Linked DNA regions of Homo sapiens: region 2 is linked to region 1. Evidence: chromatin loops called from intact Hi-C (ENCODE). Cell type or tissue: dorsolateral prefrontal cortex. All regions are shown on one strand.

Region 1 (5,000 bases):
TTCAGAGGCTGCTGCTGGCTGATCCCCCAGACCTCAGGTCTAGGGGTCACTCCTTCCATTCTTTCTGGCCAGTGAGGCTCCTGCAAAGGCCAAGGATGCTCACTAAATGGGAAATGAACAAAAGCACGAACGTAGGCAGGAGTGAATGAATCAAGAGTGTTATGGTGTGAATTACCACAAGAATAGTGGTTGGTTGGAGGAAGCTTGTTCTTTGACTACTCAGGGAGGCCACTGAGTGGATGCTCTCTGAACCCCAGGGAAGCAGCCAGGCCACCTGCCCCCTTGTGCCTACAGCCCCTTCCCCAAGGCTGTGGGAGGCTGCGGGGCTGTCTGCTCTCCCCACAGCAGGCTGAGTCAACCTTCCTTCCTATCCCCTGGTGCTTATACCATCTCCCAGAACTGGGGTTTCCCTGCCACACCTGGATGTCTGCTTCTCTCCTCCTGGTACCTGCCTTTCCCCAGATCACCAGTTTGGCTGCCAGGCACCTTTCCTGCAGGGCTCTGCTGGGCTCACATGACAGGGTGTAGGTAGGCATCCTGAGCAGAGAGGGTGGCTTCACTCTGACCCGCGCCATTCCTCCCAGGCCCCTGGACTTGGTTGCTTGGCCTGCTTCAACTACACTTGGCTGTTGGAGGTGGACGCTAGTGTCCTCAGGCCAAACACTCTTCCTAATGGAGTGACCTCCGTGCTTCTGTGCTCCCCCCAATTTCAAACTGCGTGGGTTTCCCAGGTTGCCTTGCCTTCTGACAAAGTGGCAAAGTAACAGTCCCTGAAAGAGGGCAAAGAGCTTTGTCCGCAGAGGCCTTTGCAAACAGGTGGTCTCAGTACAATGTCTAGTGCCTAAGACAGGCAGAGGGACCTCCGACCTGTGTCTGGGACTGGCACCTTCTGTGGCTTAAGTCCAGCCCCGGTCTATGGGGGATGGGAGGCATGGATTGTTTGAGGGTGACCCTGGGGATTGGGGGCTCAGAGTCCTCTGGAAGACAGCCAGGGCAGAAGAGCCAGGAACCTTATTTTGTCCCAGCAGGTCCTCCAACCTACTGTGTGACTTCAGGCTAGTGAGCCGCAGTTTCCTCATCTGTAAAACATGACTGCTCACCTCGCAGGGTAGTTGAGAGGGTCTGATGACATAAAGTGTATAAAGCACTTTCAGGAGTTACCTACGTGCAGGTGTAATAAGTCCTGGGAGGCTGCCTCAATTGGTGGGAAGAGCAGCGGGCTTCATGTCAGGAGGTCCTCGTTCTAGCTGTGCTGTGTGACTCTGGGCAAGAGCCCGTCCCTCTCTGGGCCTCAGCTCCCGCAGTGTGAAATGAGGAGTTGGAGACAACCTTCACTAAGATGCTTCCTTCTTTGACGATTCTCTGATGGCCCTGTGGGTGTTCTACATGGGACAGAGGAAAGGGCTGGTGGCAGGGACAGGGTGCCCATCCTGGCTCAACTCACAGACTAGAGAGGGGTCCTTCCCAGAGCCTGCAGATGCTCTGTGCCACCTTGACATTCACAGCTCCATGAGCCGGCGGGGGCAGGGGAGGCTGTCATTTAGGATCCAATTGCATCCACAGCAGGCTGTGCTCCTGGTTAATCCTTAAGGCACCCGCCCCTCAGGAGCCTAATTAGATTTTATCCCCCGCTCAGCTGTGACCATGTCCCCATGTTGGTGCCAGCACCAGGCACGCCAGGATCTCAGGCCAATTGCTTGTTTATGAGACCGTCTGTCTTGGGATGAGGCCCAGCAGGCACAGCCAGTGAGCAAATAAGTCCTCCCCATCAGCCTTGAACCTGATGGCAAGAATCATTGTTAGTCTTCTAGGCCTCGGGCCGGCGTCCTGACCAAGGAAAAGATGTGGGTTTGCAGTCCAGCAAAACCTGGCTACAAATCCCAGCTCCATCTCTTCCCAGCTCTGGGACCTTTCTAGCCCCATGAAGCTTTAGTTTCCTCATCCCTAAAAGGGAATGATGATAATATCGTCTACTTTGTAGAGCTTTTTGGAGGATCAAGTGAGATCATTTTAAGTGAACGCCCATAATACATTGCCTTGCGTTAATATCAGGCCTTAGTAAATGCTGACCCTGTCCCAGTCCTCCCCACATGGCCTCCCTGATTCTAGGCTCTCCCGACCCCAGCCTCACCCTGGCAGTCAGGGTTTCGTTTCTGTATCTTGCCTGGCAAGCCCAGGACACTGGGTTAATGTGGCCATTAACACTTCTCTCCAAGTAGGGACTGCGGTGATTGAGTCTCACTAGACTTGAGTGAGTCCTTGAGGAAGGGCAGCCCTTGGTCCCTATGCCTTGGACCAAGCCCAGGGCTGGCGCTGTTGGTGCCGGGAGCGCAGGAAGGAGGGAACGGGGTGTGCAGCCTGTCAAGTCCTTTCACCCTCATCATCCCCTTGCATCCTCCTGGAAAGGATCCTAGAAGTTAGTTCTGAACATCCCCACCTCCCAGATGCGGAGGTGAGGCTCTGGAGGTGAGGCGTCTGGCTCAGGCTTATGGCTGGCACAGGCAGATCCCCCACTGGTGGGAACGCAGTTGCAGGGGAACACACGGTCCTCTGAGGCTCTGCCCTTGGCCACAGCGCCCTCTCCTGGCCAGGGCACGTGCAAGCCCTTTCTCGGCTCTGCACCAGCCCAAACCTTCCTCCACTGGGGGCTTCTCCATCTCTCTTGTCCGGCCGCCTCCTTTCCTTCTCTCTAGAAAGCATGCCTGGGGGCGGGGGGGAGTGAAAGTAAAAGGAGTGATTTATGAACTGAGCTGTTCTTCTTAATCAGAGAGCCCCTCCTGGGCCCCTGCTCCGTGCAGATGGGGCTGAGCCGCCATCTGGGCGACAGGAGGGGCGAGATTAATAAAGCTGTCTGGCCCGGGCAGGGGTCCGCCGAGGAAAGCCCCGAGGCACTGCGTGACCTCGGTCCCATCTCTGTGCCTTTCTGGGCCTCAGGGCTCCCATCTGTCAAGGGATGGCCGGCCTGGGCCATCCCCAAGGGCCTCCAGCTGGCTCAGGGAAGAAGTTTAGCCAACTTCCTGGGCCTCTGTGCCTCGCTGCCTGGTTCAGGGAAGAGCAGCACTGGGCTGGAGACTTTGCAGACTGGGGCACGGCGCTTCCTGTCTCTGGTGCCACACCCCACGGATAGGTGTCGTATCAGGAGCTCTGGTTTGGGGTCCAGCTGACTTGGGGCTAAATCATAGCCATGTTTTGCTAACCAGGTAAATGAACTCAGACGAGTTAGTTACCCTGCCCACGCTTCAGTTTCCTCATCTGTAAAATGGGATAATAATAATACCCACCTCCTAGGTAAGGATTAAATAAGAGGACAGGTAGGAGAAAGGTATAGTGGAGTCTGGTACATGGTAAAACCTCAATCCTAGTAGTTATTAGGCTCAGTTACCACAAAATTGTGGCAATTTGTTAGAATTTGGGTCTGTTTAGGGGAAAGATGTTTGTATCCACGCTACCCAAGCCATGTGTCCATGGTTCTCCCCTATACCCTGCTCCATTCATAACTGGTGAATGTGGGCTGGGCATCCACTTATTTCCAATATCTGATGCTGCTGATAATAATAGCTCCCATGGTACTGTGAATTCTTACAACCACCTTTGGCTTCCAAATTCATCATCACAGTTTTCCAAGGAGAACCTAGCACCTTGGAGAGGGGGGTGACTTTCCCAAGGTCTCCAGGGAGCTGGCCAAGGCAGAAACCAACCCAGCCTCTGCAGAAGCATCAGTGATGGGGTGAGCATGGCAGGTGTCACTGGGCTGTCCTCTTCCAGGACAAATGAGCCAGTCAATAGGATGGGGGCTCACAGAGGACAAAGAAAAAAAGGGAAATGAAGTTAGTTCAGGGAAGTTGGGACACCACAAGGGGTGAGCCCATTCCCAGCCAGGGTACAGCATTCAAAGGGGCTGGAGCTCCCTGGTGGGGAGGAGGCAGGCAACCGCCAGACATTCCCCAGAGTTCAGCATCTCCTCCTTGTCTCTGGGTTGGCCTATGTCATCCATGTTTCTCATATCAGCCTCAGTGTCCAGACGGAGATGAGGCAGGGAATGGTGATACAGGGGACCAGGACTGGGATGCAGCAGGAGAAGAGAAGCGGCAGGAAACCCATCACCCCGTCCTTGTTTCCCTGAGCCCTGGGGCTGGGCATGGGGTGCAGGCCCTGAACTACAAAGCTGGAAACAGCTTGAAATCTCCCGAGGATGCTTGGCCTTGTCACTGGCATCTCCAAGCCTCAATTTCATTCTGTAAAAACCACTCACCTGTGTGCCCATGGTTATTTGCACCTTGCACTCCCTGGCACTTCCCCGGCACATAGTAGCAACTCAATGTACATCTACTCAGTGGATGGTAGATGGCTGACTGGGTGGATTGAGGGAGGAAGGGAGGGATGGGTAAATGGGGAGGAATCTTTCACCCACCACCCCTTCACTGACCCCAGTGAACCTGTGGTAGCCTGCCTCGTGGGCTATTGTGAGGATTCATTGTGATCACACAGGAAGAGAAAGCACTTTCTGTAAACGCCACTTTTGACTCTGACCCCTGAGTTTGGATTCCAGCCCCATCACTTACCAACAGTGTGATGTTGGACAAGTCAATTCTCTCTCTTTTCCCATTGGACTCAGTTTCCCCATTGTACTGTGGGGATGATGGTGTGATACCTACTTCATAGGGTTGTTCTGAGCATTTCATGGGCTCACGCATGCCAGCACTGTACCCCAAGTGCACGGAGTACCTGAAGCTGGTGCACACAGATGGGGCAGGCAGTTGAAGGGCCTGTCACATAGGTATGTTTAGGCCAAATAGGGGTGCCAGCTCCCGGGGCTGTGGCCATGTCTCAGGAGGGAGGCCTCTTCTCCTGCCTTTCCATCTTCCCATCTCTACCTCTGCACTCCCCCAAGACTAGCCTTCACCATCCCCTTCCCCACAGTTCCTCTCCCCTCTGCCCAGAGTTATGCCGGTGGAGTTAGTCCTCCCCACTGTGGGTTCCCCAGCCCTGCTGTTATCTGC
Region 2 (5,000 bases), 180 kb before region 1:
CTTTGGGAATCTCTGAGTCCTTCCATTATAGGAATTTGTCCGGGTAGCAGAGCAGCTCTGTGATGTTGTGTATTGAAACCCAAGAGCCCCGCCGGCACGACTGGAATTCAGGAGAAGGGTCCCTCGGGATTCCCTGCACAGCCTGCCAGGCCCACCCACGCTCTCCTCACTGTGTCAGCCTGGCTGAACTCGGAGGGCTGGACTGTGATTAGAGGAGCTGTGGTTCCAGACGACGGTCACCCTCTTAGCTACTGTGTATCCAGCACCACTGTGTACTTCATTTCATTCACCCACTCAGTCCTCCTGAGCGGTAGGTATCCTGTCCCTGAAGAAGAAACTGAGGTTCAGAGTGGCGAGGTCAGTTTTCCACAGTAAGCGGCGGAACTGTGATCTGCACTCAGACCTGTCCAGAGGGAAAGCTTGTGCTTTGTCCACTCTCAAGCACACAGAAAAGTGTCACTTCATCCCACCCAAGCTAAACCCAATTGAGAATCAAAATCACGAATTGGTCACCAAAGACTGTGGTTAATTTAGAGACCACTACGTGTGAAGTGCTGTGCCAAGCACTGTGCTCTGATATCCCTCTTGGGGTTTCACAGTTTATCTTACCACAGTAAAGGCTCTGAGAAGTCCTGCTATAAAGAAGCCCCTTTAACGTTGAGTCACTACCAGCTTCCTGCTTGGTAGAGTTCTGTTTTCCAAGAATCCCATTCACACCCCTTGCACAGAACATGCTTTTGAAAAAGGTCAGTCTAGAGAATGGGAATGCTGGGGAGAATCCTTCCAGGACCTTCAGAACAAACCCATGCAGACGATGCGACTTCCTGCCCAGAGGGGCACAGAGATAGCTGAGAACAGAAAGGGAGGGACTCCAGACTTGAAGTTTCAAAAGGGCAGGAAGTACTCAGGTACCTGGATGATAGATCTGGGGATTGCGTGTGGGTAGATGGATAAAGAATGATCTCCACCCACACCTCCAGCCAGAAGGAATTATTCAGACTGTGGAGGGGGAGAAGGGAGAGGATGTGGCCAGGGAGAGGGGTCAGGGAGCCCAGAGGATGCAGCAGGACTGGCTGTAAGGATTCAATGCTGGAAATGGAAAGCACTGTATGAATTTTAAGCAGCAAATGAATTAAAACTGAAAATTAGATGGTTGCAAAACTGTGGGAGGGCTGGAGAAGGGCAGTCAGGGGCAGCCCCTGGACTTTGGTTTGGAAGGTCATGCCTGTTGATATGACTCAGATGTGCGGAAGCTGCTGCTGCCACTGGAATTGCCACATACCTGTGAACCTGGTGAGCAGATGCTAGGGCCGCTCCAGCTGCAGCTCGGTGGCTACCACCTCTCTTCCTCCTTCCCCACCTCATGGGGGCATGTTTACCTATAGAACCTCATTCATAGCCCAGATCCTAGCTGCAAAGGAGTCTGGGAAAGATGACTGCTTAGCTTTCCAACTTCCCTCTGACAGAATAAGATTCTTAACCTGGGAGTGAGTGTCCCAGAGGCCAGGAGAGCACTCAGGGCCCCTCCAAGAACCTGCCTCGACATTCAACAGTAGGCCAAACCCTAGGGGCTTGCTTGTATTAGTCTGTTTTCATGCTGCTGATAAAGATATACCTGAGACTGGGTAATTTATTTAAAAAATAAAAAAGAAGTTTAATGGACTCACTGTTCCATGTGCCTGGGGACCGAGTGTAGTAGGAGAGAAAATCAGAGAGGAGATGGGGGCAGCTAGCAGGTGGATCATGCAGGGCCCTTGCACCTTGCATAGACTTTGACTTTGACTCAGCATGAGACACTGCCATCGCAGAGTTTCAAGCTGAAGAATGAAGTGACGTGACCAACATTTTAACAGGCTCACTCTGAGTAGTGTATAAGAGGAGATACACCTGCAGCAGGGGAGGCAGGAGGAGGCAGTGAAAGCATGAGAGTTGAAAGTGAGGGGCTGTTGCAATAGCCCAGGGGAGAGATGAGGGTGTTTTGGAGGAAGATGGTGGCAGAGGAGGTGGCGAGAAATGGCTGGATTCCAGGCGCATTTTGCAAGTGCAGCTAACAGGATTTCCTGACAGATCAAATGTAGGGGGTGAGAGAAAGATGAGTCAGGGATGGCGCCAGGGCTTTTGGCCAGAGCACTGGAAGGATGGAGTTGCAATCAACTGGAAAGATGAGGCCATGGATCTTCCTGCTTCTTGCAGGTTCTGGGGGGAGGTGGGGAAGATGAAGAGTTTAGTCCTGAACTTGTAAAATTTACAAGTTCGAACTTATGTTCATCTTCAAAACAGCTGCCAGAGTGTTATTTCTCTGAAAGAAAAACAAAGGAAGGAACAAACAAATCTCTAGTTGGCTAAGTCATGAAGTTCTAACTCTTCAGCTTGGGTGGATGAGTCTTTAATGAAACCTGCCCAGACGCATCTTCCCAGCTCTTCGCTCTCTGCCCATCCGTGTCCCCCTGTGCTCCCAGCCATCACTGAGCATCTCTTGTAGACCATTCATCCATTCATTCCCTCCCTCCCTCAGCATTTGTTTAGCATCTACTCTGCCAGACACGGAATTAGGCATCAGGGCTACAACCCTCTTGGAGCTCACATTTCCCATCACCCTGTCCCCAACCCTAGTGCCTTTGCACAAATTGTGTCATTTGCTTTGAATACCAGCCAGCTCTTTCTCCTCTCCCTGTTTACCCTCTGAGGCTCAACTGTTACCCTGTCCTCTGGGGGATATTTTTGATGCCTCAGACACAAGGAGGTCAATATTTCCAGCACCCTCTGCTCCTATCATCTGTGGGGGCTTCTCAAAGGCAGAGACTTGTCTTTATTCAGCCCTCTATCCCCCAATATTTGCTTGATTGCTTGAATGAATGAGTGTTAGTAAGGATTCAGCAGCTTGGATCTTGGTCTGAGCCACACTTGGCTAACGATGTCCTTTTGGTCATGGCCTCAGCAGGGATGAGCTGGCCACGATTCTAACCTTTCTAGAAAACAAATACTGGCAAATACTGGCAATATCCTTTTGAGAACTAGGTGGACCCTTAGAGCCTTATGGTGGGTTCTCCAGGGTAGAGAGGAGGAGGGAGGCTCCTGATCCCAGTTAGTCTAAGCCACCAGGACCAGACATCCACTATGGCCTCTGAGAGCCAGGGTAACCATGGAAACCAGGCACTGGGGGTGGGAGGAGCAACGAGTGGAATGAAGCCAGGCCCACAGAGAGGCCAGCAGGCCAGGCTGGGCTTTGGGACCACTCCATGTGTATATGTATCGGGTGGGGGATGGGAGAGGTGGGGAGTGAGTGTCCCAGAGGCCAGGAGAGCACCAGCTGCAGGAAAGGGGGATCTGTAAGGCATAGACTCAGAGCTCGGAGCTCACGAAGTGTCCTTGTGTTTCCCACAGCACAGGGGCCCTGGGCTCCAGCCCCCTTCTCTGAGAATCAGGAAAGAAAAACAAGTGAGAGGTATAGAGAAAGGGGCTGATAGTGATAAAAGACAGCAGAGGCCCAGGAGCTGAGCAGGGAGGGCAGGGGAGGGAGAGGGAGAGAGAACGAGAGAGAGAGAGAGGCTGTTTGATGGAGAAACCACAGAGATGGGGAGGGAGAGAGAGAGAACGTGATACCTACATAGAAAAAGAGAACTGGCAGAAGACAGAAGGAAAAACAGCAACACAGAGACTGAGAGACACACAAGGATGAGTGGAGAGACAGAGGGAAAGGGAAGAGCTCACAGGGGAGGATGAAGTAGAAATGGGGCAGAGGTGGAGGGAGAAACAGCAACAAAGAGCAAGGGGAGGGGTCGGAGAAAAACGGGGCATAGAAACAGAATCAACAAGTGGGGACACAGAGAGGGCGTCAGCCAGAGAGAGGCCAGAGTGAGTGTGAGCAAACGTGAGAGGAAGAAAACAAGTCAGAAACAGACAATCAGGAGAAGAAGAGGGAGGCAATTGAGGCCGAAAGATGATCAGATTGGCAGACGGCACGGGCTGAGCTACAGAGACCGGCTCCCAGCCCTACTCCAGGCAAGCCTTGGGCCCTCTGCCATGTAAAAGACCCAGAGAAAATCCCAGTCTGCCCTAGAAAGTCACCAGAACTCGGCCCCTTGTCTCCCCAGGAGAGTAGCCAGGTGGGGTGTCCTGTCCCAAGCCGAGGCCCAGATGCGGTGGCCCTGGCTATTCGGTGGGGACCCTGAGGAGTAGTGGCTGCAGCAGCAGTGGCAGGTTGGCTGCTGGAAGTGTTTATCAGTGGTGGCTGCCCTCCCAGGGCCCTCCATATGGTCTCGCATATGCTTAGCAACTTGCCTCTGAACTATAAGCTGTATTTACACCCGGGCAGGTGACGGCCTATTGTTGGGAAAGGAAGCTGGCAATGTTTTCCATTTCAAGGTGGTGTTGCCATCTAGGCAGGCTGGGATTCCCAGGCAACCTGCAGCTCCTGCTTAGTGAAAAAATAAGAGCTACTGCTTTGCCGCCAAGAGATAAATTCCTCCCAAAAGGTGATGCCAGGAAGTAGAATTTCTCTCTCAAAGAACTTAACATTTTTTTTTTCCTGAAGACAAATGAGAGCTATAGATCCCATTATCTCCTTTTTTCCCTTGGCTGCCAGGAAGCTCAGACAAAAATGCAGTGGGGGTCTGTAGAGGAATGGGGGTCAGAGCTTCCACTCAATGTTTCAAAGTTTCATGTCTAGATTGCTGGGTAAACCAATAAGAACCATTTAAAAAAATTTATTCATTCATTCATTTCATTGACAGACAACCACAGAAAGTCTGCTGGGAGTCAGGATTTAACCCAGGCACCTTTCTTATCTGCTAGGAGTGATCTCCAAACACAGATCCCAGAACACAGGACTCTCCCTAGCCCATAGTAAACATTTTTAAAATGTTTCCTCTTTGAATGAACAAATGAATTCACGACCCTGCTTGAAACCCCACTCTCCAGAACTCCTTATAAAGGCCAAACTCTTCAGTTTGGCATTTTGTGAGCTTCCCTATCTACTTATCTGGCTTTGCCGCTTACCC

The links. A loop is a pair of places that touch in the nucleus more often than their neighbours do. Peaks named below come from ENCODE experiments on the same cell type or tissue, not always from the same donor. Only the 100,000 strongest peaks of a DNase experiment are listed, where the experiment ranks them.
Region 2: a loop joins it to region 1, with 2.9 times the contacts of the local background. A loop is called at or near these places in 90 of 110 quality-filtered maps.

What each region holds. Positions count from the first base shown.
Region 1 is chr11:44,891,762-44,896,761 of GRCh38, forward strand. The region is part of intron 3 of TSPAN18 (tetraspanin 18); the gene reads left to right. Among named protein-coding and RNA genes, the nearest start is that of TP53I11, 57 kb to the right of the region's middle. RefSeq lists an enhancer at 1,413-1,984. In dorsolateral prefrontal cortex, a CTCF peak has its summit at 2,565 (motif pointing left); DNase peaks (open chromatin) are centred at 1,710 and 2,560; H3K4me3 peaks cover 718 bases; H3K27ac peaks cover 1,005 bases; H3K27me3 peaks cover 722 bases.
Region 2 is chr11:44,708,114-44,713,113 of GRCh38, forward strand. No RefSeq gene overlaps it. Among named protein-coding and RNA genes, the nearest start is that of LINC02704, 9.3 kb to the left of the region's middle. RefSeq lists enhancers at 238-1,437, 1,086-1,380 and silencers at 1,086-1,380, 4,186-4,480. In dorsolateral prefrontal cortex, no CTCF peak of the experiment used is centred here; a DNase peak (open chromatin) is centred at 2,063.